Regions from separate parts of the Homo sapiens genome. Here region 2 is linked to region 1. The links are chromatin loops, found by intact Hi-C in ENCODE. Cell type or tissue: CD4-positive, alpha-beta T cell. All regions are shown on one strand. Links, peaks and the distances in the headings refer to the core of each region. The heading gives the core; the rest is flanking DNA.

Region 1 (12,308 bases), core at 3,742-8,741:
TTCACAGACCTCATTGCGCTTGAGCCTCACACCAGCCCCACAGGGCAGATGGATAGACAGCATTCGTTTTCTGGCTTTACAGACATGCAGGCCTCACCCTGCTCTCCATTCTATTGAGGACAAAACCAAGAGCGAGAGAATGCACAGCTGACAGGTGACCAGGCCAGGGCTAAAAGCAGGTTACCACGACTTCACCCAATCCCAGCTTTCAGAAGTTACAGGAGAAAGAGATCACTTCAGACCCAGATGATCCTAAGATGTATTTTGAGATAGTTGAAAGTCATGCCAGGTTGAGATAGGACCGACAGGGGAAAATAATGGCATGGGAATACCAGGCAGGTGGAGCTAGCTGGACACAGCAGCTGCAAAGCAGTGCTTGCTCAGAAGCAGGGGCCTGCCTTGTTTGGGGTCGGCCACTCCTATTAACTCACACTCCTTGTGTGTCCGCAGGCATTGGCAGTGGCAGGCCTGAGCCCCCTCCTCCAGAGAAGCCATTCCCCTGCCTCATTCCCTAGGCCTTTTGCCACCCCACCAGCCACACCTGGCAGCCGAGGCTGGCCCCCACAGCCCGTCCCCACCCTGCGGCTTGAGGGGGTCGAGTCCAGTGAGAAACTCAACAGCAGCTTCCCATCCATCCACTGCGGCTCCTGGGCTGAGACCACCCCCGGTGGCGGGGGCAGCAGCGCCGCCCGGAGAGTCCGGCCCGTCTCCCTCATGGTGCCCAGCCAGGCTGGGGCCCCAGGGAGGCAGTTCCACGGCAGTGCCAGCAGCCTGGTGGAAGCGGTAGGTGACTCGCAGATGGGCAGGGGGGAGAGGCCACGGGCAACAAGGGGACTTGGCATGCGGGGCTGAGAAGGGAGCACCTGGCTCTTGCCAAATTCATTGCAGTCAATATCTGAGCCCGAAAGACCCTCCCTCTCAGGGCTGCAGGAGGGCTCGTGTGCGGAAAGCCATGACTGCACAAGATGCTATGGGCTCTCTTGAGGCTGGGCCCACTGCAGAGGGCGGCAGAAACCACTGAGCAACTTATCCCTTATACTGCAGCTGCTCGACATGCAAATGTGAGCCTGGCTGCCTTTATACACAGACAGGCAAGATCCAAGGTGCTCAGGCCTGACTGCCCGTGAGCATCACCTGGGGAGCTTTGGAAACCCGGGACAGATTAACTGATGATTGTTAAAGCTCTTCGATGATTTTAACGTGTAGCAAGGTTGAGAGCCACTAGCCTAGAACAAGCGAGCTTTCAGTCCCACTGTGCTCTGCCTGGTCAGAGCATCTAGTGCAATCCCGGCACCACATTATTAGGGACCTTTGACACACTGGAACAAACCCAACAGAGGATGACCAGGATGGCAAGGTTCCTAGAAACCATTTCCTAGGAGAACCGTTTCAGGGAATTCGGGAAGAAAACCTGGAGAGGAGGTGACTTTGGAGGGTGCGATACACCTCTCACACCTGCAACGGGTGGGATGGGGAAAGGGTGGCAGGCTCAGCCCACCAGCGGACAGATTTCAGCTCACATGGGGAAGACCTTCCCAAATGAGCTCTTCCAAGATGAGAGGGGCTTGCCTGAAAGGTAGTGAGCCCCCCATCATCAGACATAGCCAAGCAGAGACTGTGCTCATCCGGGCGTCAGGCTGTGGTGCAGGAGGTGGGGCGTTAAACCAGGTGGCTTCCAAGGTTTACCTCTCAAAGTCTGGTATTCCTGTGGCCTCGATCATCCTGCATTCATTTCACAGACCTTCCCTGAGCGCCTACCATGTGCAGGCCCTGTTCTAGGTACAGGGACACAGCTGAGAAACAGAGCTTCTGCTCTCATGAGCTCACATCATGGTGAGGAGAGACAGATAATAAACACATACATATATAACACATCAGGAAGGTCAGGAGTGCCAAAGAAAAACTAAGCAGGGCAAGGAGAGAATGAGTGGCGTGGGCAAGGAGCAAGACAAACAGATGCCTGAAAGGAGCGAGTGCCAGGCTGCACTCAGCTTCCCCCGACCCGCTGGCTCAGGAGCCGATTTTCCCATAGCCAGGCACTAAGCAGCCGGTAGGGAGGACAGAGAAGCTTAAGGGTCACCTGCTGGCCCTTCCCAGCAGAAGCAAGGCAGGGGCATGCGCCGTGTTTGCACAGATACCTCACCCCTGGAAAGGCAGCAGCAGGCAATGGGCAGTGGGCCTGTCTCAGCAGTTTCACCAGGGAGAATGGTTTCTCTGAAAGAATAGTATAAAGGTTCAGTGGGTGTCAGAAAGGAGAGAGGCAGGCTGGGATCTGCTGATACAGCATCAGGGCAACCCCCCGGCCCCTCTGAGAGCCAAACCTTCTCTGGTTTTTGTTTTGGTTGTTTTTTGAGACAGGGTCTCGCTCTGTCACCCAGGCTGGAGTGTAGTGGTACAATCACAGCTCAGTGCAGCCTGGCGCTGCTGGGGTCAAATGATCCTCCCACCTCAGTCTCTGGCCTTGCTAAGATCACAGGTGTGCATCACCACACCCAGCTAATTATTCTTAAATTTTTTGTAGAGACGAAGTTTCCCTGTGTTGCCTGGGCCTGGTCTCGAACTCCTGGGCTCAAGCAGTCCTTCTGCCTGGGCTTCCCAAAGTGCTGGGTGACAGGTGTGAGCCACCGTGCTGGGCCATAAGCAAGTCTTCATATATTTGATGACAGTGTTTGACCACCCCAGCCAAAACTTCTCTGGCCTGCACATCCCTAATTCTGGCAGATGCTCCATCTCCACTTGTTCCCCATGGGTGCCCCTCCCAACACACACACGTACACGTGCACACACGCACACTTCCCCAAGTGACCTACCAGATACCCCCTCGCTCTAGCCCTCAAGGGAAGAGCTGGGCTCCAGGAGTAATGTTCCTTTGGTTCTTCATGGCTCCCACCCCGCTCCTTCAGGTCTTGATTTCAGAAGGACTGGGGCAGTTTGCTCAAGATCCCAAGTTCATCGAGGTCACCACCCAGGAGCTGGCCGACGCCTGCGACATGACCATAGAGGAGATGGAGAGCGCGGCCGACAACATCCTCAGCGGGGGCGCCCCACAGAGCCCCAATGGCGCCCTCTTACCCTTTGTGAACTGCAGGGACGCGGGGCAGGACCGAGCCGGGGGCGAAGAGGACGCGGGCTGTGTGCGCGCGCGGGGTCGACCGAGTGAGGAGGAGCTCCAGGACAGCAGGGTCTACGTCAGCAGCCTGTAGTGGGCGCTGCCAGATGCGGGCTTTTTTTTATTTGTTTCAATGTTCCTAATGGGTTCGTTTCAGAAGTGCCTCACTGTTCTCGTGACCTGGAGTTAACCGGAACAGCGTCTTCATTCATTTCTGTTGGGACCAGACGCGGAGCCTGGGTGCGCGAGCCGCCCTCCGGGAGGAAGGCGCCCGGCTGCGTCTGCAGAGGCGGGGAGAGGAGGCGGCGAGGGTCCCGGGGCGCGAGGAAGGCGCCTGCCCTCTCCCAGCTCGCAGGCCCCGGGCCCGGCCGCGCCTCCGCGGGGAGAGCACCCCGGCTTCCCGCGCGCCCTCACCAAAAGGACCCTACAGCAAACGGGTGTCTTTCGACTCTGCTTGTAGAAACCATTTGCACATATTCTGTACGAGCCTCGCTGTCTCCCTAGAGCCAGGGCCCTGCGGATTTGGAGAAGGGAGCGGGGCAGGACTTCCAGGAGGACCCCAACCCGGCCCGGAGAGGGAGGAGGAGGCCTCCAGGGGCGCGGAGCTCTGGGGATGGGCGTCGGGCCGGCAGTGGTGCGGCTCACTCCGTCCCTGCCCACCTGCGACGGGATCCCCCGACCGGCACGGGCCACGCCGAGCTCCCGGCCAGCCGCCGGCCCGCAGGCAGCGCGAGGGAGGAGCTGCGCCGCCGGCTCCGCCCAACCAGGTGGTGCTGAGCTTCCGCTGAGCGCTCTTTTGTTTTGTGGTTTGACACTTTTCTTGACAGCATGTTGCAGTTTCTTTTCGGTTTTGGTTTTTTTTAAATGTTTTATTTTGCTTTCCCAGCGGGAGGGGAGGAAGAAGAGTGTTTACAAAGTCCTGTAGCCCCCTCACCTTTCTGTTTTCACTTTTGCCAATGTACATCGGGTTTGGTTTTCTTGTATTATTTAAACGGTTGTGGTTTCCTTTTTCCACGGAGGTTCAATAGAAGCCGCTGCAGGAGAGTTTTACCAACCATTGTGTATGCCCAATAATTTGTTATCATTTCCTTAGGTAGTAACCTATTTTTGTTCTGGTTTGGTTCGGTTATCTAATGGAAAGGTAACTGGCAATGCACTTGATGTGGTCTTGCACATGTGGGTGATAGAGTTGGGTTCCTTTTTATGCTGGGTGTACAGGTGGGTTTGGGAGAGAGGAGCATGCGCGAGAGAGTCTCCGAGTGTGTGCGACGCGTGTGTGTGTGGTGGGTTGTCTGTGTGCATATGTCCTGCCCGTGTATATGCACCCACACCATGTGCCCGTGCACACCAGTGACTACGCAGTCCCCCCTTTCTGGTTTAGCTGTGGGAAGATCTGAATCTGGGGCCGTTTGAAAGCAAAAACAAACCACTGTCTCTGCTTCTGAAACGGGAATCAGTAACTCTTTGCATTTTCTGTCCCACAAGATATGCAAAAACAATGCAATAATATTCATTTAAAAATACAATTGTGAGTTGTGTTGGCATTAAAACTGTATTTTAAAAAAAGACAGAAATTTAAGGGAAAAACACAAGAAGGCATTTTGCTTCAATATATTCCGTGTAATGTTTTATTGCATTGATAATGTTTCTGTTGAAGAAACCGTTATACTTGAATTCAGGTCAGTTTCAGTATTTTTCAAATATTTTTTTAAAACTGAATTGCAATTGTGCCAAGCGAATATAATGAATTGAATTAAGTTGGTTTTCGGATTCACTTCTTGTATATTTTGCTGCATGTAAAGTAAATCATTTTGTATTTGGAGTGTGACAAGCTTTACCTTTGAACTCAAGTGCTTTTCTATATGTGGTTGGGGGAAAGGGAACAAGTTTTCTTTAGTTTGCACAATGAGCAAAGGTATCACCAGTGTAGTCATTATTCTGCTCTCCACAAACAGGTTTGGACATTACTGTTTTGCATATCTTGTGTTTGCTTACATTTCCCTCAATTTTTCCAAAATCGTTTGCTGGGTATGTTTGTACCGCCTCTTGCTGTGAGAGACCAGGACCTATTTTATTCCAGTCTTCACTCTGTCCACTCTGCTCTGGTCATCTGATTTGGTACTTCTCCAAGAACAGCCCTTCACTGTGAGGTGCAGGGAGGCGTTCTGATGAGCCCTCAGTCACTGGGCCGTCATCCGCATCCCCCATGGAAGAGGTAGCTGGCTTTCCCTTCCCTTCCACCACACGGAATTTTCTCTTTGGCTTCCTTAGGAAAGTGTACACTAACCGGGAGGATAAAATTAAAGTCAGGCTGCTTGGAGGGAGGGGCATCCTCACTTCCGGATTCTTGTTGCTCTACCCAACAAGGACAGCAGGGGCTCGAGAAAGGAACTGGTGAAACCCTGATCCATCTGAAAGTCAACTCTGCGTGCTCCTTTCTCCATCCCTTCCTCACTCTGGAGCAGCCTTTCCTTCAGGCTTGCCCTAATGTTTGGGCTGCCGGGGAGGGGGCCAGGACAAGGGAAGAGGCATCCGGAGCTCACAGTGGGGGTGGGAACAGATTTTTGTGGGGGCATCTCTAATGCTCACTTATATCTCCCTAGAACATCACTCTTTTGGTGCTGTGTCCTTCAAATGTATGTCAACAGTGGTGGCTGAAAAGGGACTGCTTTGGGGAAAACAGGACCCAACCATTCACCCAGAATTGACCCATTAAATCTCTTCCAGTCCTAGTGTTCCCTGAGCCCCTCTTGGCACATATATAAGTAAGCTAGAAATTACAATAAGGGACAGTCCATTCCTCTATGACAGCTTGCTGGACTGATTCATGACAAAGTGGAGAAATGTACTCAATACTCCCCGGTTAACACAGTCTAGAAACAGAGTTTCTTTATGGATATCCACACCCAAGTCATCCAAACTTTCTTGATTCCTTTTCACTGCCATCAAGGTCCTCTAGAAATTGAGTTTAGGTATCATCCTTTGAAAAGTTCCCAAGATTTCTACCAGGAGGTACACACAGGCGTTCCCTGTCTAGGGCAGGAGGACTATCCTAGCTTGACCTTCTGATCCACTAGAATAAGACTGGCGTATGATGCCTGTCATCAGAACAGACTGGCACAAGTAGTGACATCAATGAACCACAGCACAATCTTCCAAGTGATGTCTACTCTCCACCTAAAATGGAATTTTCCCCATGACCTTGTAAAACATAATTGTCACATCTTCCATACCCCTCCTGACAGCCCCCAAGTGTCAGGAGAAAACAGTCAGGGGCTAAGGGCCCAAGGGACTTGAAGAAACAACAGTTTAAGGTCTGCAGTTTGGTCAACTTAATTCTTGTCCTCCGACCAGCCCTGCCTCTTTCATTTCCAGACCTTGGAGAATTTTTCCCAGCTTTGATTCAGAAGGTACTAGTTATAACCCCTTTCCTTCTTCTTAATCCAATAGGCCTCACTCTCACTGGGAAATCCACTCAAAGGAACAAGGCAATGTCTCTCATTCTATTTCCCAGTTCCAAATTCCAGGTGCTTGTCTGGAGTGAAGCTACCCGTTACTTTCTCCCAGCTTTTCTCCACCCAGCATGTCTCCTGCCCATGCAGCTGAAGACAGTGGGGCAACCTCAGGAGAAGCAGACCTTTCCATGCCCAAGTTCATCTCCTGAGCAACAGTGACACCTAGAAAATGAGGACTTTGGAAGTCACCCAAAAGATGGTGGCTACTTTATGGAGTCCTGAAGATACACAGCCACCACTCCTAAAGGCAAAGAAAGAAAACACGAATGTAGGTCAGGGATAGAGTGGAACCCTGGTCATCGGGGTTTTTAGCCTCATCGTGGGAAAGGTGGTAAAGGAGGATGATGGCATCTCCATCCCTAGAGGCCAAGAATTGAAATATCATTGTCAAGGATTAGAAACAATTCAGCAAAGAGGCCACAAAAAGGGCCTGCTGACTCCCAGAAGACCTCTTTAAACCCCAGGGGAGGCAAATACTTGCTGATGGAGTCTGGGCCGTTTCCATATTTTAAAGAAGACCTGCCTCTGGGGCAAATGTCAGCACAGAGAGGACTGGGAGGAGAATGGAGGCAAGAAAAGGGCATATTTTGACTCCCTCTGTGCCTCTTCCCAGTTCATGGAAGGATGTGTTCAGCTTACCCACCCACAGTGACCAGTGTGGTGGAGCCGCTGACATCTCAAGGATCTATTTGGGAAGGTGAGAAGAGTACTCATTCCATCTGGGGGTGTTGTTCCAGCCACATCAGCCTACCTGGTGGGATGTGGGGGTGTCTGCCACCCTGTCCCCCCTCTGCTGATGTCCCTCCCCTCAGGCTGTCCAGGTGCCACCTGACACAGGCTGCTGTGCAAAGACAGGCGGGGAAGCCCAAACCTCACTCCCAGGGAGGCCCTCAGCCGCCAGAGTCCAGGTTCTCCAGAGGCTACGATTTGAGGAGGTTGAGGGGGAAGACAGGAGGGAAAGAAAAGTCCTACAACTGTCAGGAATGGGGCACCTTTCCCTGTCCCTAAGCAAAGCTCCCTCTTCCCACTGCCCTCCCCAGCCCCAGCTCCCTGTCCTCCCCAACACCTAGTGAGAAAGACGGTGCGTGGAAGGGAGTCCCATGGGCAGATGCTTACACGACCTCTTTGTGAAGCCTCTTCTGGGTTTAACTTCATTCATCAATTTATTCTTATGTCAAAGCAATGAAACTTTTCTTTCTGGAGCCAGATACCAATACAACAGGTGAACGGGTTTCTGCCACATCTCTACATTGACGGGGGATGCTTGAACAACCCCCCTCACTACACAGACACACACCGTTAAGGCACAAGGGCTGGGGTTGAGCTCTAGATGAGGGACTTTCCTGCTCCTGCAAGGGTGAGCACTGTATACACAGACAAGGAGGGTGCAGTAGAGTGACTCCCTTGGATGGAAGTAGTACCATCAGAACCTACTATTATTATGACATAAATTCTATTTACATACATTGAGAGAATACTACAATCAACACTTTTTCCTGGGATGACTTTAAGAGGTTTGAGCCACAGCACCTGAAGTGGCAAAGATCCATGGTCTTTGTAGGGTATTAGAGAACTCTTCCAGTCACCTCTGAAAGCACTCTAGATCTTGCAGCTGAGTGGATGAAGTGTAACAAATCTGTTGCACGCTGAGAGGAGTCAGAATTAGCATTTTTCATGAAAGTTCCCCACGTCTCTACTAAGAATGAGGAAGAAAAGACTAAGACTAGGTAATTACACAGAGGCTTGAAATGTTACATCACCAGAGCCAAGTCCTCTCCCTTCAGATCAGTTACTGGCTGCTACACAGGGACACCCCCACCTTTTCAGGGCATCCCATGCACTCCACTTCTCAGGATCTAAGGAATTTGACTTTGTAGGGATCCCAGAAAGGGCACTGTGCCACTTCCCCTGGTGTGAATCAGACATACATTGTACATTCATTTCTAAAATTCACTCATGCACCTCAAACCAAGGTCATTATCCAAAAAAAAAAAAAAAAAGCTCTGGGTGGAAGAGTTTGTAAGTTTTAAGAGAGGGTCATTTCTATGTGAGGAAATGCAGAAATGGACAGAATGATTCTTATTCACTGTTTGGGTCTGGAGAATTCCCATTGTGGAAATCTTAGAGATCTCAAGTTTATTACCAAGGGAATAAGGAAAAAAAGGTGAGCAGGCACCAGGCCAAGCAGTGGCTCCCTTGCCAAGGAACCTGAGGCTGCAGGTTTCAGGGACCCCCTTGAAGAAACCTCTCCTGGCCATTGGCCAGGAGAAAAGAGAAGTCTCTCCTGTAGAGTCACAAGAGAAGCAAAAGAGGGTGGGTCACTGGGTCCTGGACATAGCCCCCAACCCCAAGACTTCCCAATATGGAGAAACTACACCAATGTTTAAAAGGGGAAAAGGAAAGAACTTGTACATCAAGGGAAGATGATTTGTAAACACACAGTCCTGTGCAGAAAGATCCCCTTCAGGAGGTGTCTCCAGCATCCCAAAGCTGTGCGCACCTTCTCTTTTCCTGCCTCAGGCCACCTATGCATCCAGCTGCAGCCCATACCCACACCTGAAATCCATCTCTTGAATCCCAGCCAGGTTATATACCACCCCATTGCCATGTCCTGTCCTGGCCAGAATGCATGCTGTTCCCCCAAGCCTCGTGGGAGTGAGGCCATGGGAAACAGAGATGAGCATGTCTGGACAAGTCTGTGATGGTAGTGGATGAGAATAACCCATGGCAAAACACGCACATTCATTAAGAAATAGGGCGACAGATTCCCCGTTGGTGAAGCACTGAAAGGTCTATTACTCTCATAATATTGCTGTTTTATTTTAATCCACCAGAGCTACCATGCAAAACTTTCCTCCTGTGAAACGCTCCAGATAAAGCTCCTCTAATCTCCCCTTCCCTCATGTCCTCCAGCTCAAACCCACCTTCATCCCCCAAACCAATCTGTATCATGCCTGTTATCAGAGAGGCACAGAAAGATGGGCAGTGCCTCCGTTGTCACCATTCCCCACACCCCTACACACCCCCACACCCTCCCCTCCAGGCTCCACGACTTCACAGTCTTACTGTTGTAAATATCATTGTACAGTTTGTAATCCTCAAATAATCCCATTGTCAGAGGCCTCGCCTGATGGGCCTTCTCACCCTCGAGAAAGGCCAGGGAATCTAGAAGGGGCAACCCTTCAAGGAGAGCTTCAGGGTCATCTCTGTGTGAGACACTATTGTATATTCCTGTAAGATTGCATTTTTATCTAAGGAATGATGTTATTTAAAAAACAAACAAAAAACACAAAAAATAAGAATTGCAAATAAATTTCTTAACAATGTCTACATTGACTTCATTGTATCTTCCCTCTTCCTTATTTCTTCCTTTCTCCTGTTTCCTAGAGGTCACAAATACAAACTTCACTCAGTTATCTCAACTGTCTGGGATCCCCAAAAGGAAGAAGACTGGAGAGAACACAGGAAATATGAATCCAATGATAATACCTAAGTCCATTCAGCAGTTAACCCATCCCCTATTTCTTCCTTCTCATGAAAGAGTTGACAGAAAAATGGCCAAAAGTTAAAAAGGAGACAAAATCAGAGGAATTAAATGGCTAATTCACATGGATTAGACAGGAAAAGCAGTCTCTGAAATTGGTTTTGAAAGGACAGAAGGGAAGAGGGATGGAATGTAGGAGAGAAGAAAGGAGGGGGAGATATGATAATATATAAAGTACTATGAGGACTATACAAATGTAAGATTGCTTTTCTTTTTTTTTGTTATTATAACTTAATCTGATTTCGATAAACCTTTCAGAATAACCCCTTAAGTAAAAATAATTTGTCCCAGAGGATTCTGGGAAGATGGCAGAGTAAGGAGCACCAAGAATCCTCCCCGATAGACAACAAATACACTGGCAGAATCTGTTTTGTTTAACTATTAATATTTTGAAACTCTGGAGTCTAATGAAGGTTTGCAACTTTCAGGGGGAGGCTTGGACAGTAAATCAAGGTTGATTTTGGTCAATTTCAGCTCTTAGTACAGTAGCAGCTAACCCACTCTCCTCCCCTAGCCCACTTTCTACTCCTGGAAGGGTGAGCACTGCATAGACAGGCATGAAGAGATAACCAGTGTGACTTCCTTGGGTGGAAATAGTACCAGCAGAACCTATTATTATTATGAGAAAGTACTATTTATCTCATAATACAGGCAGCTGAGCACTTGTCCAATAGCACCTTGCACACAGCGTGTAGAGGCCAGAGTGGGCTAAAAATATCCTGTTCTTCAAATTTCAGGGATCTTTGTTCAGGATACTTATTGCTGCTTCTAATCACAGAGGTGCAAACACAGAGGTGGGCAGCTACTTTTGTTGCACCTCTCCCCACTGCTGCAAGCCCCTCCACCACTAGCTGAAGTGATTCCAGATAATTTGAAGAACCAGCACCCTTCTTCCCCCTTCACTTTTCTCTTTTTCCTTCTTTGGGAGACAGACATTAAAGACTAAGACACTCAAAAGCAACTGCATATACAAGGAAAATTAGAAAGTGACTGCACATACCCTGGGAAAGAAACAGGCTCAGAAAACACCTAAGAAGACCTGAAGTTTACACCTCATGCCGATGCTTGAGTGGCCTAAAAAAGACAAAAACACCACCACCAAACCCTAAGGAAGGAGGAAACTCTGATTTTCAGGGTTATCACATTCTTAGATTCAAATGTCCAGTTTTCAACAAAAAGTCACAAGGCAAAGAAAGAAACAGGAAAGTGTGGCCCATTCGAAGGAAAAATAAATAAATTAACAGGAACTGCTCCTAGAAAAGACCTGATGGCAGATCTACTCGACAAAGAGTTTAAAACAACTCTCTTAAAGATGTTTAAAAAAAAAAAACTAGGGGAGGAGCCAAGATGGCCGAATAGGAACAGCTCTGGTCTACAGCTCCCAGCATGAGCGACGCAGAAGACGGGTGATTTCTGCATTTCCAACTGAGGTACCAGGTTCATCTCACTGGGAAGTGCCAGACAGTAGGTGCAGGACAGTGGGTGCAGCGCACCCTGCGCAAGCCAAAGCAGGGCGAGGCATCGCCTCACCTGGGAAGCGCAACGGGTCAGGGAATTCCCTTTCCTAGTCAAAGAAAGGGGTGACAGACGGCACCTGGAAAATCAGGTCACTCCCACCCTAATACTGCGCTTTTCCATGGGGCTTAAAAAACGGCGCACCAGGAGATTATATCCCGCACCTGGCTCAGAGGGTCCTACGCCCACGGAGTCTCGCTCATTGCTAGCACAGCAGTCCGAGATCAAACTGCAAGGTGGCAGCGAGGCTGGTGGAGGGGCACCCGCCATTGCCGAGTTAGTTGTTTGATTAGGTAAACAAAGCGGCTGGGAAGCTCGAACTGGGTGGAGCCCACCACAGCTCAAGGAGGCCTGCCTGCCTCTGTAGGCTCCACCTCTGAGGGCAGGGCACAGACAAACAAAAGACAGCAGAAACCTCTGCAGACTTAAATGTCCCTCTCTGACAGCTTTGAAGAGAGCAGTGGTTCTCCCAGCACGCAGCTGGAGATCTGAGAATGGGCAGACTGCCTCCTCAAGTGGGTCCCTGACCCCCGAGTAGCCTAACTGGGAGGCACCCCCCAGTAGGGGCAGACTGACACCTCACACAGCCGGGTACTCCTCTGAGACAAAACTTCCAGAGCAATGA
Region 2 (12,308 bases), core at 7,147-12,146, 900 kb before region 1:
GCTGTGTATTTGTGATGCCAAGATGAAGAAATCATAGTTCCTATTGTTGGGGGTTTTTTTATGTAGTAGTCGTAGTAGTTGTTGTTGTTAGTAGTGTTTATTAATTGTCTTAAAGCATTAGGGTTGAGGGGTCATGGTGAGTATGAGGTGATATAATTTGGGACTGTTACTTACTTGAATTTATGGCTAAACACCATCCAGAAAGCGGTAGTCTATAACTTTTGTAAACAATGATTTCTCTTACTCATTGTGGAGTGTACTTTTTGTAGTGATTCTTTTTTTGTTGTCATTTTCTGTTTTGTTTTATATTTTTATTTTATAATGGATAATCTGCTTAAGGCTTCACCCCCATGCTGATTATGTTTTGTTAAAGTGGGCACCATATCTCCCTTCTGATGTAGGGATAAAGGGGCTTTTTATATTTAGGATAATGCCTGTTTAGCTGGAGATCATAGAGAAAGCCACAAGCCCCTCAGTGCCTTGGCTGAGTCTTCTTGTAGGACATGGAATTAGCAGAGATGTTCTTGTCTCCTACTCAGTGTCAAGCTCAGTGCCCACTGAGAATGAACAAGGAGTGTTTTTCCTTTCGTCCTTAAACCCCCAAAACCATTTAGTATTAAAATCTAAACCCTGGATCATCCGGGGGTACCTGGAAGGTTAGACACAGAAGTAACCTCATGTCAGTGACCACTGTTAAAACACTCTGCCGTCCTCCTTTTTGTGTTCATATGAGCAAATGAGCATTGGTCAGGGTCAGCTTTCAACAGTACTTGAGTAGTACAGTGGTGTTAAGCCTGCTTGAGCACATGAGATAAGAATGTCTTTGCTGAGTACAGCTGAGCATTCTGTTATTTACATACATCAGAAGAACCAAATTCCTGAGCCTTTGACTTAGAGAATGATAGGCAGAAACCATTAGCAGCCTTTGCTTAGCATGTAGAGGAAAAGAAAAAGTGAATAGTGCAAAAGTCTAGCAAATCTTTCCTTAGAGGAGCAGAGGTAGGAAATAGTTTTTCTTTAGGTCTGCTTGGTTCTTACCTGTTGTGAGAGCAGCATTGCCATTTTCCTCTTCTCTTTTAGATGTCCATTTTATTTGTGAGTATGCATCCCATAGCTGTGCTTACATATATTGCTGTATACCAGCAGTTTATTTGGTAATGTCCAAAGCAAGTAATAGGTTCTTTATCTGTTGAGAAAGCTTACCAAATGACAGCTTGTTTTGCAAGGGTCATTGTTAACTCTGTGTCAAAATGTAGGAGCAGTTACTGGCAGAGGCAGGGAGCTCCTGTGTTGCTTTGGCTGATACACGGGTTTCAAAGTGGATTTAGATCAGTGGACTTCACATTTTTTTTTCCATCATGACATTTTCTATTACAGTCCTGAACACGTGTATCTATACATAAGTTCATGTATATATAAATTACAAAACTTTAACAAAATAGTATTTAATCCTCCACGTATGTTACAGTCTGATATTTTAAATTTTATTCTAGTTCATTTAAAAAAATGCTGGTTGAGACTCATTTAATTGATCTTAGAACTTAGGTCATATCCAGAAGTTTAAAAAAACATTAGATGCTTCTGGAGGCAGTAAGGCAGTAGGGCTGTGGCTGAGTGATTTGCTAGACTTTTGTACTTGATTGCTATTTAGGGGTCTGGGAGCTTATAGTATTCTCTCCCATCCCCCACCCCCATTAGGTCATTTGTTAAAGGCATTTAACAATTTTTAAGTGCCCAGTTATAGGTTATAGATTTAGATTAAATTTTTTCTTCTTTTTTCTTTTCTTTTCTTTTTCTTTCTTTCTTTCTTTTTTTTTTTTTTTTTTTTTTTTTTGAGATGGAGTCTTGCTTTGTAGCCCAGGCTGGAGTGCAGTGGTGCCATCTTGGCTCCTGACCTCAAGTGATCTGCCTGCCTCGGCCTCCCAAAGTGCTGGGATTACAGGTGTGAGCTGAGCCACTGCGCCCAGCCTTAGATTCCTATTAAAAATAGGTGATGCCAGGTGATGTGATCATTCATCGCCTCTCCACCCCAACAACGCCTGCTGCTTCAAAGAGAAGATGGGATACGTAAAATTGCTTGTATTGTAACCTGTGTCTGTAGAAGGACAGGCTAGGACAGTTTAAATAAACTCCTGGAGCTGTCCTTTCCGAAAACATTTAGCAACATTAATTCAAAACCCTTGAAGACTGCTGACTTACTAAGCTAAGCCTCTCTTAGTGAGGCTCATTGCTTTTTTTTTTTTTTTTTGAGACGGAGTTTCACTCCTGTTGCCCAAGCTGGGGTGCAATGGCGTGATCTCGGCTCACTGCAGCCTCTGCCCCCGGCTTCAGGTGATTCTCCTGCCTCAGCCTCCCGAGTAGCTGGGATTACAGGAGTGCGCTACCACGCCTGGCTACTTTTTGGATGTTTAGTAGAAATGGGGTTTCACCCTGTTAGCCAGGCTGGTCCCAAAGTGCTGGGATTACAGGTGTGAGCCACTGCACCCGGCTGGCTCCTTGCATTTGTAAATCTTTAGAACATAGCTGTGTTGTCTTGTGTGACAGTGTCCCAGAGTTTGAAGAACCTTCTTTTTCCTTTAAAACTGGAAGCTAATTTTATATGCTACTTTGAAATATTCAGTTTACAGAGTTAATGGTGCTGTGCTGTAATACTGACTTCTGGCTCTTTGTTTCTCTTCTGCATTACTTTACTCTCTTCTTGTGACTCCTAGGAGTGTTTTTGGGCCTAGGCCTGAGTGGAATCATTCCTACCTTGCACTATGTCATCTCGGAGGGGTTCCTTAAGGCCGCCACCATAGGGCAGATAGGCTGGTTGATGCTGATGGCCAGCCTCTACATCACAGGAGCTGCCCTGTATGCTGCCCGGATCCCCGAACGCTTTTTCCCTGGCAAATGTGACATCTGGGTAAGTATGTCGGGGTGACTGAGTGTGTAGGTATCTGCTCATGAGTTATTGGCATCCTGCAGAGTGATGCAATAGAAAAAGTTTTAGACACAAAGTCAGGAGAGTTGTATCCTGGTCCTAACTCCCTATTGAGCTTTCTCTGGACAATAAGTACAATAATAACTAACATTTAGTGAGCACTTCCTTGGTGCTCAGCATGGTACAGAGTGCTTTGCACGGATTACCTCATTACATACATTAGCCCTATGTGGTATGATAACTCTTGTTAATGTCTTCATTTTACAAAGCAGGAGACTAAGGCTTAGGGAGGTGAGGCCACTTGTCCAAGCCATGTGGCTATTTAAGTGGTAGAACAGGAATTTGAATTAGGCTAGTTTTAATATCAGAATCTGTGCTCTTTTTGACAATGGCAAGTCATTTTGCCATTCTTTGTCTCAGTTTCCTTATTTATGAAATGAGGATGATAGACCAGATTTTCACCAGAGCCCTTTTTAGGACCAGATTTCTATCAGGGTCTTTTTTTATACCGAAATTTAGTGATTTGTAATGGGAGACTGAGTGTATGTATGTCTGGTGGAAGAAGAGGGATTGTGAAGAAGAGGGAACTGGATTGAACTGGATTGTGGTCATTGGTAAGAGAGGAGGAAAGAGAAGAGGGAAAAGAAAATATAAGGACTGATATAGATAGAAAAACTTATAACCAAAGAGGGCCTGAAATATTTTCAACAAGACAACATTGGAAATACGCTTAATGTGAAATCTGACCTTTGTAATTCTGTTCCTCAGCCTATTGCTGATTATTATAGACTAACCTGATGATCTCATCTCTTTAAAGTTTAGTTTAGCTATCTGTAAAATGAAGATGATCTTGAACTTAAGCAATCTTTCTAGCTTCAAATTAGCTAATTTATCTTTCTGATTCATCATCATCATTTTAACATTGGTATGGAGGGGTTTTTGCCCTTTATCCCCTTTCTTTGGGGGAAATTAATCCCCTTTGGTTTCCTAGGAAACATCTCTTGGGATGTGACTTGATTTCTTCTAGTTTTTGCTTCTAAAATCAGTGTTTTTCTCTTGATAAATACTGCTTTGCCACTGTACTTTTTCATTTTGAGATTATAATGACAGAATAGTGTAATTTTTGAAGTGCAGCGAGCAATTGATTACCCTTCTTGAGATGTGGAATAGCATTCAACAGAACAGGTAAAATCAGAAATAATGTCACTTGCTTGTAGACCAGCTTCTGACTTGAGAAGTAAAAGGGCCTGTTTGCTTAGTTTTTGACACATTATGTAGTTCATGAAATTTGAGAATCGTAGCACTGAAGGAAACTCTGGGGACCATATGTTGTGACATTCCACACACCATCCTGGAAGCCTCTTTAGTTTTTCTAACAGAGAGCAACATTTAAATGACCATAGCTCTAGTCCTCTTGTCCATGACAAAATGTCCATCAGCAGTGAGTAGGAAAAGGACTGTATGTGTAATCATAGCCCATGGCTAGGTGTCAAGGGATCCTTGGGACCTTTGTGGCCTGTTAGCAAGAGAGTCTGTGTGTCATTTGCCACTTTAGCAAGAGAGTCTGTGTGTCATTTGCCACTGGTTTCAGTGTTAAGTTTGTAGATTTTTATGTGTAGAGCTTAGTGGCAGCACCTTGGTTTCTTTGGGAACAGCTGGCTTTCAGCTCAGCAGAATGTGTTACACCTAATGGATGTTCCAGGATCTGTGGACGCCTTGAATTTGAGCTCTGTCACATCCATTCCCTGCCTTCTGCTCAGCATAAACCAGGATTAAACGATCCTAAGAATCTTTAGCAGTCTTAATAATGTATGGGTTTCTCTACCCCCTTCTCTTCTTTTTTCCCCTCCAGTTTCACTCTCATCAGCTGTTTCATATCTTTGTGGTTGCTGGAGCTTTTGTTCACTTCCATGGTGTCTCAAACCTCCAGGAGTTTCGTTTCATGATCGGCGGGGGCTGCAGTGAAGAGGATGCACTGTGATACCTACCAGTCTCCAGGGACTATGACCCTAAACCAGGGCCTGCGGCACTTGCGGGCCTCCCTGCTGGCTACTGATGCCAGTACCAGAGGAGCCCCAAAACTTTGACAGCCTCGTGGGCTTTGTGACGGCCCAGTGGCTCTGCGTGGTACATGACTGAGAAGAGAAAAACAAAAATAAATCATACCTCAAAGGATGGAGTGCATCAATTGGGAGAAAAGGAGACATAGCCCAAACCCTGGCTTATTCTTGGGATCTACTGATTGCGGGCTCTGCAAGACCCTTGGCAAACTGGCTTCTGATCCATATCATATTTATTTGTAGAAGATGGCGAAACAGTTTAGCTGGTGGTTCTTTCTTCTCCCTTTCTCTCTCTCTATGACAATAATACAAACCAATTTAAGTGAACATTTATATCCGATAAGGGGTGGGAGTGTGATTTTAAATGCTCTTTTGGGAGAACAAAGAAATTAATGTAAATAAGATTTCTAACTGTTTAAATAAGACTTTATATAAATGTTTAAAACATAGGGGTAAGGGAGGGAGGGAGAATTTTTGTATAGAATGAAACATGCAAGTACCACACACTGTTTGAATTTTGCACAAAAAGTGACTGTAGGATCAGGTGATAGCCCCGGAATGTACAGTGTCTTGGTGCACCAAGATGCCTTCTAAAGGCTGACATACCTTGGACCCTAATGGGGCAGAGAGTATAGCCCTAGCCCAGTGGTGACATGACCACTCCCTTTGGGAGGCCTGAGGTAGAGGGGAGTGGTATGTGTTTTCTCAGTGGAAGCAGCACATGAGTGGGTGACAGGATGTTAGATAAAGGCTCTAGTTAGGGTGTCATTGTCATTTGAGAGACTGACACACTCCTAGCAGCTGGTAAAGGGGTGCTGGAGGCCATGGAGGAGCTCTAGAAACATTAGCATGGGCTGATCTGATTACTTCCTGGCATCCCGCTCACTTTTATGGGAAGTCTTATTAGAGGGATGGGACAGTTTTCCATATCCTTGCTGTGGAGCTCTGGAACACTCTCTAAATTTCCCTCTATTAAAAATCACTGCCCTAACTACACTTCCTCCTTGAGGGAATAGAAATGGACCTTTCTCTGACATAGTTCTTGGCATGGGAGCCAGCCACAAATGAGATTCTGACGTGTCCAGGTTTCTCCTGAGCTCATCTACATAGATTGGTAGACCCTTCCTTTGGATTAGGAAAGATGAGTTTTACCTCTGGTACACTGTCTTGGTAAGCCTGGATGTGACAGACACCTCGGCTCTCCTTGAATAAGAAAGCCAGCAGAACTCTTAAAGCCAGTTGTAGTACGGAGTTGTCAGCACTCACTGAACCTCACTTTACAGGGATAAGAGTGGTGTGGCATTTTAAATACAATGGTATGTTATTGCCAGGGAGTGAGGTACAAGACGATGGCTCATGTCACAGGCCTACCTGATACGGTGTCAGAGAAAGTGGTGGGGAAAGGATCTGGTTCATGGAATTCTGATCTTGGCCCATAGGTGAACCACCAAAATAGTGCTCGAGTCTTAGGTTACTGTCATCAAAGACTTGGGATGACTCCATTATATCCTGGGGTTGTGGGTATTAGAACTAAATATGGAGGTCCTGAGCATGGGGACTGGCGTCCTCAGTAGGTGTTTGGGAATATGGGAAGGGTCTCCTATTTATTCAATAGAGTTTTCTCAGTTATTTTCCTCCCTTGCCCTTGCAATCTCCAGCAAAAGGTGGGATCTAGGAAGAAAGAATCCAGTGTAGAAGTTGAGAAGAACTTGAACGTTTTGGTTCTGGATAAGGTCACTGTCCTAGGTGCTAGGTGGACCGAGCAAAAGACTCAGTGGATGAACTGGTGCAGTGCCTGACAGAATAAAGAACAGTATTAATCCCTTTGAGAAAGCATAGTCCAGCAGGACAGTGGCCATTTGGACAGAAGCCCACTTAGTTTCTTGGGAGCAACAGCACGTATCAGAAGCCAGACTTGCTCTTCGGTCATGCACTTTGGGATACAGCGTATAGGTGCAGCCCTGTCACAACACCAACAGAAGTAGCAGCCTCTGGGTGCAGTCACCCACACCCCAAAGCTGGAAGGATCTGGTTCAACATAGCACAAACCCTTAGGAAAAATGAAATTAACATCACTGATGTGTAATCCAGTAAAATCTCCCTTTTTCGGGTGTGTATGTGGGCATGTGCCCATTTCTATGTGTGTGTCTACGTGCAGCTCACTACCAACAGCCTCATGTGCACTTGACCTGACAGTGCTCGCTGAGAACTCTCACCAGGTTGGCGCCTGAATGCCTTACTCTCAGCAGTCAGAGGCTTGCTTGCTCTGTGCAGATTTTTAATTTTCTTTTTTGGCCCTAGGCTGGTTGGGACCTCTACAGCTTCATTCTTTCACCATTAAATAGTGGCCTTTTTCAGTATTTTCCCTCTTCCCCTTTATAAATTATGCTAAAGCCACAAAGCACATTTTTGGGGATCATAGAAGGTTGGGGTTCCAGAAAGGCATCTGTGTGATGGTTCCATTGATGTGGGATTTCCCTACTTGCTGTATTCTCAGTTTCTAATAAAAAGAACCAAATGAAATATGACCTGTCGTGTGTTTTTTTATTGCCGTTCAGCTTACCTCCCCTTGGCTTTTGGCACTTCTCTGAAGCTCTAATTTAGACACTGTGATTTAAGAAATTTTTGGAAACTTCCCCTTCGGGATGCAGAAATCAAAGTGCTTATGCCCAACTCCTGTTTCCTAACTCAAGCTTTCCTCGTAAGTTGCACCAGGTTTAGAATGGAGGGGAGAGCAGCTCTAAGGGGCAGTTCTTATTTATTATTGAAGTTTATAAAAATAGTCTCTAATGCCAAGGGCAATAGGCTCTACCATAAAGCCTGGGTGTGTAGTAGGCTGTACCATCTAGGTTTGTGTAAGTGCATTCTATGATGTTTGCGTGACAACGAAATCAACTAATTATGAAATCACTTAATGATACATTTCTCAGAATGTATCTCTTTTGTTAAGTGAAACATTACAAAATTTATTTTTTTGGGCACGGTGGCTCACTCCTGTAATCCCAGCACTTTGGGAGGCCAAGGCGGGCGGATCACGAGGCCATCTCCTACAGGCAGTGCACATTGACTAAGTTCATTCCTTGCTTTTGCTGTTGTTTGCTATTATAAATAGGATTTTGTCTTCAATTATATCTTCTAAAAGTTCTTTTGATTGGTGAAAGCTACTGATTGCTGAATATTGGTTTTTTACCCCGACCATTTGCTGTTTTCTCCTCCTAATCATAATTTTTTCTTAGTTGGTTTCCAGTAATAAAGTCATGTTGTCTGAGAAAAAAAAAAATAGTCTCTAATGTAACACTTGATGCCAAGGGATGTGTTAGAGAACTGTCGATGTCATATGATCATAATCACAACCCTCTGAGCCATTCAGGAGTATTTTCACTCTCATTTTATAGATGGGGAAACTGAAGCTTAGGAAGTTTAAGAATGACTCTAGTGCCAGCACTGTATTGGAGAAAAGAGTGAAGAGAAAATTTAAGAAAACCTTTCTGTATTTGTTATTCTGATTAAACAGTGTCATATACATTGACTTAAAGGTTTTGGGGTTCATTAACCTAGTCCCTTCTATATAAGAAGAGGATCTGGTTCGAGTTGGTGTTTGAAATAAAAAAAAAAAAAACGGAATTCCAACCCTTTTGCCTTAGGTAAATTTAGTTTTTGGAAGGGCATTTCCAGTATCAGGATAATATGTTCATTCTGAATTCTCATTTTTAAGTATAGATTTAACTTTAGAGTGTCCCATACCTTACCTGGGCATAGACATTGGATCATTCCCTGCTTTTGACAAACAGTATTAGCTGAAGCCTACTAATAACCCACTTGTCTTTTCCTCGTCTCTTCCCAAAAGGCATCTGAGCCGGGCATGGTGGCTGACGCCTGTAATGCCAGCACTTTGGAAGGCCGAGGTGGGCGGATCACAAGGTCAGGAGTTCGAGACCACCTTGGCCAAAATGGTGAAACCCCGTCTCTACTATAAATACAAAAAATTAGCTGGGTGTGGTGGAGGCACCTGTAATCCAGCTACTTGGGAGGCTGAGGCAGGAGACTCGCTTGAACCTGGGAGGTGGAGGTTGCAGTGAGCTGAGACCATACCACTGCACTCCAGCCTGGGTGACAGAGCGAGACTCCATCTCCCAAAAAAAAAAAAAGTGTCTGTATGGTTCCTGATACCCAGGTGATGTTATGTGGTTGTAGAGGAAGTAGATAAGGACAAGTTTGGATTCTGACTGTACAGCGTGCTAGGCTCTGGGTGCCTAGAGAACCCTCTGGGCAATGTTACTTTAAAATCATCCCAGAAACAACATCTTCTTGAATATTTGGCTTCAATTGTAGTGTTTCATTTTGTCTTCCCCTCAGAGGGCATGAACCATTTGCTAGCCAGCACTGCTCCCTACCCACCACCAACACCCTATCTAATGTACAAATCTTTTCTGCCTTCAGCTGTTTGACTTGGTGAAACAAGGGCAGCCTGTCTCACTCATGTAGAGGCTGCTTATGATGGCATGGGGCAGGAAGGAAGCGTCACGTGCGATGGCCTCTTGTCACCGCCATCCTACTGTCCCACCGTCCCTACCCTGCTACACTACCTGGAAATGAAAAGGGTAGCTTCAGATCTCAGTTGTGCCATTTGCCATGTAGCATGGGCAAGTGGCCGTTTGCTTGTCTAGCCTCGGTGTTCTGTTAAAATGAGGCCAACGATACATCCTCTAGAGCCCACGCTGAGATGCTGTGGTTTCTATAGATAATTTCCTCAAACTTCCCATAGTGATTGGCTGGGTTTTCTGCCAAACCCTCGCTCCAATTCCGTCCTTTTGTGGACTTCATTTACTTTTCTGGCCTTATGATATGCCCACTTTCTTGCCTCCCCGCCGCCCCCGAACCACAACTTCACTGAGCTTAATGAAGTGGTTGAAGCATTTTCCCTGAAAGCTCTTCTATTAAAATACACAACATTATTATGTGGATTTAGTAGTTCACATATCCTTGGTACTGAGGAAGGAAGATCTGACAGCATCCTTAAGTTCCTGGTCCTCCAAAGGTGGTGTACAACATAAGATTTCAAAATTCTGCATTCTAATTTATCAAATGACTTAGGTTCCAAGTTCATGCGTCCGAGAGCAGGTGATGGGCTTTAGAGTGAGCCAGGCTGCCACCTGCTGTCCTTTAGTGGTTCTGCTAAAAGTAGAAGAGGAATCGTTCTGACCTTCAAAGGCAAAGCTTATGAGAATATTTTGTTCTCCAAGGTAGAGAAGGTTAGTTTATCAGAAATGGTTTTTCCTTCCAATGGTCTTGAAAGGGATTCCCCTCGGCCATGCAGAGATATGGGGCCCAGAGGAAGCAGACAAAACCAGGCCAGAAGCTGCTCCAGCTTCCTAAGCTTGGCTTTTTAAGAGTTGATAAATTTGCCTGAAAGTGCTCTACCTGTTTGGGTGGGGATGATAACCCTTCCAAAAGATAACACTGGGTTATGGTCCTACAGAGACTGCTGTTTGGTGTCTGTGAGTTGGTAGTTGGGGTCAAATGCAGTTGGAGGTCAGAATGTGCCTTAATGCCAAAGAATGAACGGCAGGTGGGCGGCCACGGCCTTGGCAGGAAGTGGCAGGGCGAGAGTTAGTGCTCACCCTGCTGTGTGCCGCACAGGTGGTGCCTCGTGACACATGGTTGGGACACTCAGTGATGGCAGCCCAGGGGCTAGAAAGGGCTCCTTGCTGCTTTCTTAACCCTGCTGGGCCTGTTGAACACCTTATTGTTCCTGGCATCTAAATTGTAATTTCTTTGTCCCCACCTCCATGAAACAAGGTAATGTAATGATCGCAGTTAGCATGTATTTATTTAGCGTTTAGTATATGCCAGGCAGTTTCAAGCATGTTACGTGAATACATCACATTCAATCTTCATACACTCTTCCGGTAATTTGGAGGCAATTTTCAACTCTGCTGCAGTTTCTATAACATGGGACTAATGATAGTACCCACTTTCAGGGGGCTGTTGTGAGGATGGAATGAGCTGAAACATGTTATTTGGTACATGTAAACCTTAGCTGTTCTAGCATTATTCTGCCACTTAAGCTGTCTTCGAGCTGCAGTGTCTTCTGCTGTAAGGGGGCATTAATACTGCCCTCACAGGGTTGTTGCAAGACATGACGGTAAGAGTGACATTCTGTAACCGATAATGTAAGTGTGTTTTACAGAGTTGGCATTTGGCCTACTCTAGAGGCAAGTTAGGGCTATTTGCTGGTAGGAAACTTGAACAGCTTTGAACTTGAACTTTGAAGTGTGGAGGCTGAGGGTGATGGAGGAGCGGGGGGAAGCGCCCCAAAAGCCCTGCATGCTGTCCATACCCATCACTGGGGTTTGTTAAATGGAAAGATTTGAGGCCGGCCTCTCCCACATTTCTCCATGGCTTTGCCCTTAATGTTGCTCTCACTGTGGAGACTGTTGTCTCCTGGGATCCAGGTCTTGGGGTTTGGTCGGGGGAGGAAGCTGCGGGGCCTTGGGACCCTGGGGGAGATGTGTGTGCGCTGGGGGTGAGTTCCCAGATAGAGCTTCCCTCCCAGTGGACCCTGCTTAGCAAGTTGGAATGTTCCCACAAGTTCCAACCCTAAGGATTTCACTCCAGGGACAGAGTCAAGTAGATTCTTTTGTAAATCATTGGCCAGAAAAGAGCACAACCACTGCTCTTTTTCACTATTTTACAGCTATTTTTGCCGTCCCCTGAATGTACATCAATTTCCATGCAGCAATTGGATGTCTCAGCCTATTGGCTTTTCATAGATGCAAACTTTCCTTTAGGGCTTTGTAAAGAAGTTTTGGGAAGTTCTTCAATAGCAGCAGTTTGGGGACATCACGTGTAGCCCTGTCGATATTTCCTGAATGGATTTCATTCCTTTCTCAGTCTTGACCATTCCCTTACCCAACCCCCACCCCAACACAGTCAAAACCTTTTCGAGCAGCAGCTAGGAAGGTGAGTGGCCTCCCACCATGAGCCTCACTTTGGGGAATCTATGCTTTAGTTGGGGCATATTCTTGCCTTAGCCTCATCTCTGCATTTGGCCTCATTCTGCTGCTGCTTCTCAGTACCCAGAAGTCCTTGGGTTCTACCAGAGACCACTCCGACAGAAAGGGTCAGAAACAACTGACCCTTTCTTGGCTGGGTCTGGACTCTGGAGTACAGGAAGAACTAAATTATTTTGTCTTGGTCCAAGCTGAGCTCACGCTGGCTTCCCGAAGAGGAGACAGGAAGGTTAGGTCAGAAGTATGCTCATGTTGAGACCTAGGGCAGATGGTACCGGGCACCATGAAGCATCTTGAAAGTGGTGCCAGGTG

What was found. Peaks named below come from ENCODE experiments on the same cell type or tissue, not always from the same donor. Only the 100,000 strongest peaks of a DNase experiment are listed, where the experiment ranks them.
Region 2: it touches region 1 in a loop (4-fold over the local background); 3 of 110 quality-filtered maps call a loop at or near these places.

Annotation. Positions count from the first base shown.
Region 1 is chr12:2,687,997-2,700,304 of GRCh38, forward strand. CACNA1C (calcium voltage-gated channel subunit alpha1 C) reads left to right here. Exons shown (of 47, transcript NM_000719.7): 46 at 451-783; 47 at 2,904-9,954. The coding sequence ends at 3,203. CACNA1C-AS1 (CACNA1C antisense RNA 1) reads right to left here and starts at 3,161. Exons shown (of 4, transcript NR_045725.1): 1 at 3,073-3,161; 2 at 2,811-2,983; 3 at 2,144-2,214. RefSeq lists a silencer at 3,621-3,890. In CD4-positive, alpha-beta T cell, for the core only: CTCF peaks have their summits at 5,679 and 5,883; DNase peaks (open chromatin) are centred at 3,895, 4,365 and 5,475; H3K4me3 peaks cover 975 bases; H3K27ac peaks cover 863 bases.
Region 2 is chr12:1,781,169-1,793,476 of GRCh38, forward strand. ADIPOR2 (adiponectin receptor 2) reads left to right here. Exons shown (of 8, transcript NM_024551.3): 7 at 2,712-2,905; 8 at 4,776-7,506. The coding sequence ends at 4,904. CACNA2D4 (calcium voltage-gated channel auxiliary subunit alpha2delta 4) reads right to left here. Exons shown (of 38, transcript NM_172364.5): 38 at 10,795-12,308. Among named protein-coding and RNA genes, the nearest start is that of LRTM2, 33 kb to the right of the region's middle. In CD4-positive, alpha-beta T cell, for the core only: CTCF peaks have their summits at 10,117 (motif pointing left) and 10,316; DNase peaks (open chromatin) are centred at 10,133 and 10,623; H3K27ac peaks cover 607 bases.